2 separate regions of the Homo sapiens genome follow, and region 2 is linked to region 1. Evidence: read pairs that join two places in POLR2A ChIA-PET (ENCODE). Cell type or tissue: MCF 10A. All regions are shown on one strand.

Region 1 (2,500 bases):
CTGACTAGAGAGTGCTGTCCTTCTGAACTATTGGTTCCCAACGGGAAGAATCAATGTCTGTCCCATCTTTGTGCCCACACAGTACACTTTAGGTACTTTACATGTAGTAAGTAGAGGCTCAAGATGAACTTACTGAAGAGATGTATAATGGAAGAATCCTCAACTGTTTCCTGCCCTATAAGCCCCAACATCCACCTAATGACCAAGTCCTCAGCACTTCAAACCTTCCCTTCCTCTCTTCCTATTACCTTATTTCAGGTTTTATCTCCTGAGTGGATGACTACATCGGCCTAACTGGCCTCCCTGCCTCCAGTCTCACTCTAATCCCCAGGGGGATCCTTCTAAAACTCTCCAGGGGTCCACACTGCTACAGAGTAAGGTCCAACTTCTGGAAGCTCCACACCAGGCCCTCCTGGTATCAATTCTCCAGCCTCATCCCTCACCTTACCTGCCATATCCACAACTAACCTCCTGCTCCCAACTGCTAGGTTGTAGGATGCCTTCTTGACTTGCTCAAGTTGTTCCTCCTGCCTGGAATGTATCCACCCCACCAGGTCTACCCAAAATTACTGTTCATATTCTGACCCACTAAATGCCACCTCCTCTACAAAGCCCTTCCCGATATTCCCTGGTATAACCAAACATTCCTCCTTTAAGCCCCAGTCTATACATATTCCTGACTCACCATTTCTTATACTTATTTGTTCATATGTTTCCCCAGACTGTAGGCTCCTTCAAGACATCAACCTAATCGTGTTTACTTTTCTACCACCTGGCACACAGTAGGTACTGGACAAGCATTTGCTGGCTGGATGAAAAAACACAAGCCTGGTCATGTCTGACAAAGTGCAAAGTGCTCTGCAAATATAAGGTAAGGAATTATTATTGTTTTTCTTAGCCACATTCCCATGCACACAGATTCAGTGACCTTGTCCCTTTGCCAGGCTGGGGTGTGACCAGATCCAAAGTTCGGTTGCCTTGGCCTGGAGGAAAGCGGGCAGAGAACATGAAGGTCCTTGCTCAACACAAAGACCCAGGTGCCCAGGACACTGGGTGTCAACGACTGCCAAATGACTCACAACCAGGAGGGGGAGGATCCTTATTCCAGAGGACTAAAGGGGGAAGAGGAACCGAGAAAGAATCAAGGAGGCAGGCCTCGTTGCTCACTGCCAGAGCTAGGCCAGCCCCTGCTCCCCAGACATGCAGCCTATCCACCTTGCAGGAAGGTGGGGCGAACCTACGAACTGTTCAGAGGCCTGGCCCAGGAGACCAACTGCAGGTGGCAGGGCACAGCCAATTCCAGGGGACATGGAGTGGATCTGTTTCAACACAGCTGCCTTGTAGTCCCCGGAGAGATGTGCTGAGGCTGGGCTCCCTCCTGCCACACCTCCGGGTCCAGCACTGGGATGGGTGATGCCAGCTACTGGCTAGTTCAAGCTGCCAGCCCCAAGCCTCCAGAGGGCTGGCCACCGCAAAGCTGTGAATTCAGGAACAATGGTCTGTGGGCCTCCACCTTCCCTGTGTGGCATTTGTTCCTTCCACTCCCCGCAGGGGCCTCCCCATCATGCTTCTCCAAGAACCCCAAATCCCATCCTTCTTGAAAGCTCAAAGCAGGCCAGGCGAAGTGGCTCACACCTGTAATCCCAGCACACTGGGAAGCCCAGGCAAGCGACTGCTTGACCTTAGGAGTTTGAGACCAGCCTGGGAACATGGTGAAACCCCGTCCCCCCCAAAATAGAAAAAATTAGCTGGGCTTGGTGGCGCACACTTGTGACTCAAGCTACTCAGAAGACAGAGGTGGGAGAATTGCTTGAGCCCGGGAGGTGGAGGCTGCAGTAAGCCAAGATTATGCCACCGCACTCCAGCTGGGTGACAGAACAAGACCCATTTCAATTTAAAAAAAAGCTCAAAGCAAAGCCACCTCTTCTCTGAAACCCTGCCAGGTAGAGTTAAGCCTCCCTGTGTCTAAACCAGTTGAACAGTCTGGCTGCATCTCCTAAGTATGTGCCTTTTTCCTGCATTGTCATCATCCTCTCTACCCATTTCCGACTGATCTTTGCACCCCAGTGATGGCCAGGGCCTAGGGTTTAGGAAGCATGCAGACGGATGCATAGATGAATGAGCATATTCACGTAGCCAAGTGTACAGCCCAAAGGAGTTCCTCCCTCTCTACTTAAAAAATATTTCCTGGGCCAGGCACGCTGGCTCATGCCTGTAATCCCAGCACTTTGGGAGGCCGAGGCGGACGGATCACGAGGTCAGATTGAGACCATCCTGGCCAGCATGGTGAAACCCCGTCTCTACTAAAAATACAAAAATTAGCTGGGCATGGTGGCACATGCCTGTAAATCCCAGCTACTCAGGAGGCTGAGGCAGGAGAATCACTTGAACCAGGGAGTCGGAGGTTGCACTGTCGCCCAGGCTGGAGTGCAGTGGCGCGATCTCGGCTCACTGCAAGCTCTGCCTCCCGGGTTCACGCCATTCTCCTGCCTCAGCCTCC
Region 2 (2,500 bases), 330 kb after region 1:
ATCACATCTCATCTCTGAGATAAGGAGTACAAACCAGGCTAGCTGTCCAAATGAGGGGAAGGAAAAACGAGGTAAGGAATTGGCTAATATTATTCTGCTGATTAATATAGATTTCACGAATCTAGGGCCTGCAAGAAAGGAGGTCAGCCCCAAATGAAACCAAACACTGAGCAAAAAGTGAATTTTTCTAGAATAATTAAAATAGGACCCCCAGCATTGGTGCAGTTTTTCTACTGGCTGTTGGTATTTTCTGCAGTCGGGCATCCAGAGCTAAGTGCCTGGACTTCGGGCACAGTGCTGAATTAAAAGGATCTTTTCTAAAGATTGGGTGAACAATTAAAGCTCCATCAGTCGTATATAGAGGTGCTTCACAGCCTGTCAGACTTGGGTTTTGGAAGAGGAGGGATGGGAAGGGAAGAAAGGGAAAGCAACCTAAGTTTCTAGCTCCACAGTCTCTGCCCCAGCCAGATCCGAAGTCCCTTCATTCACTCATTTATCCTTTCATTCAAAAACCATTGAATTTCTATAGTGGGCTATATACAGGGAACAAGGAACTCTGTATTTTAGTCCTGGCAAATTCATCTAAGACTCTCTTTGAAAAAAAAAAAAAAAGACATGGTTTCTGGATTTAAGGCTCTCACAGTGTAGTTGGAGGAAGAGCCCATGCGAAGATAGGCAAAGTAGCAATTTCAAAGTTATGATGAGGAAAATGCAGGTTGTAGGTGACTGTGAGGCAGGACACCTAGCCAGTCCTTGAGAACTCAGAGAAGGGTTCCTGGATAGGCCAGAAAGATAAGTGGAAACTTGACAGAGGGAGTACCAGGGCTCTGGGGAAAGAGCAACCTTGAACAGGCTAGGCCACAGGCTAGACTGCCTCTTAAGTAGAAGAGGGCCCCAGGAGCAGCTGGTCTGGCTCTGAACCAGCCTCAGATTTCCAGCAGCAGTGATGACTCTGCATTTCAAACTTGGTGATTATGAACACACATTTTTCGGATTCAAAGGAGTTAGCTGCTACATGCCTGGGCAAGAAGATTCCATTTCCCTGTTTCTCAACTTGTGCTGTGTGAATCAGGAGCCTGTAGGAGGAACACGGGGGTGGAGGGTCCTTCACAATGAAAAGCCTCAAACTCTCTTCCCCCTCACATCTTGAAGAGAGAGTGGCAGCTGCCTTCGAAGAGCCTATATTCCAGGCAAAGATGAGTTTGTTGGCAAAACCATGTAGGAGGCACCAGAGTGCTAAATTAGAGCTTTTGCAAGCAATATATTTTTATCATTAAACTCTTGGCTAAAGCTCATTTGTTCCAAATGGGCTGCCTTAGAAAGTATGCTCACCTGAGTATGGGGTGAGGGCTTTGAAAATACAAGTTTGTTCCAAAAGATGCACAAAGAAACAAAATTAACATTTATTTTATAAAAGAAGGATAGTGTGAAAAGGGATACAGCTCTTTGGCTCACTAAATCATGAGATTAGACTATATTTCTCCTGCCACGAAGAGTGGAAAATTAACATCCTGTTTGAGGAACCTCAATCACATAACCTAAAGGCCAACTCCATGTCATGGAGACAAATCAGAGAACCGAATTTGAAGGAAGGCCCAAACATTGCAGATCCCACAGGAAATGATTACATACTATTATTCTTGAGTGAATGTAGTAATATAATCCTTGAGTAAATAATCAGAACAGACTAAGTGTATTTGCGTTAAACTGTAAACAATCATCTAGATCAAATTACTTAATATTTTAATCCATGAATGTAGAATAATACGTGCTTTAGCTTATGCCAATAGGACAATCCTTAGAGATGTCTGAGTTACTTCTGGCCATGAATTTAATCCACAAAGTGATTAAGAAATTAAGAAACAATAAAATAGCCTGGGAAAACAATGTATCACTACTGTGCAGCCACTAAGCTTCTGCATCAACCCGAGGATTTTCCACACATGCTCATCATTCCAGAACTAACTAAAACAGGGGTCAGGAAACTTTTTCTTGAAGGGCCAAGCAGTAAATATTTTAGGATTTGCAACTCTGCCATTGTACACAAAAGCAGCCATACACACTATGTGAATAAATGGCTATGGCTATGTTCCAATAAAACTTTATGTGCATAAATATGCAACTGGCCTGTGGACCACAGTTTGCTGACCCTTGATCTTGAACAATTGCATAGGTGTAGAAAGATGGTCCTTTTGGAGAAATTATGAGTTCTTTAGAGCTCCATGGCAGACCAATTTCTGTGGGGCTATATGGTGAGGGTGCATTAGTCCACTGGCCTGCAAACTGCACCCCCCTTTTTTTTTTTTTTTGAGACAGAGTCTTGCTCTGTCTCCCAGGCTGGAGTGCAGTGGTGCAATCTCGGCTCACTGCAAGCTCTGCCTCCCGTGTTCACGCCATTCTCCTGCCTCAGCCTCCTGAGTAGCTGGGACTACAGGTGCCTGCCACCACACCCTGCTAATTTTTTTGTATTTTTAGTAGAGACGGGGTTTCACCGTATTAC

The links. Peaks named below come from ENCODE experiments on the same cell type or tissue, not always from the same donor. Only the 100,000 strongest peaks of a DNase experiment are listed, where the experiment ranks them.
Region 2: POLR2A ChIA-PET joins it to region 1 with 6 read pairs; 2 of 35 experiments call an interaction of 5 or more read pairs at or near these places.

The regions. Positions count from the first base shown.
Region 1 is chr2:46,969,401-46,971,900 of GRCh38, reverse strand. All of the region lies in intron 3 of TTC7A (tetratricopeptide repeat domain 7A), which reads right to left. Among named protein-coding and RNA genes, the nearest start is that of TTC7A, 29 kb to the right of the region's middle. In MCF 10A, no CTCF peak of the experiment used is centred here; a DNase peak (open chromatin) is centred at 1,020.
Region 2 is chr2:46,644,356-46,646,855 of GRCh38, reverse strand. The region is part of intron 1 of LOC105374584 (a long non-coding RNA gene); the gene reads right to left. Among named protein-coding and RNA genes, the nearest start is that of CRIPT, 28 kb to the right of the region's middle. In MCF 10A, no CTCF peak of the experiment used is centred here; a DNase peak (open chromatin) is centred at 1,005.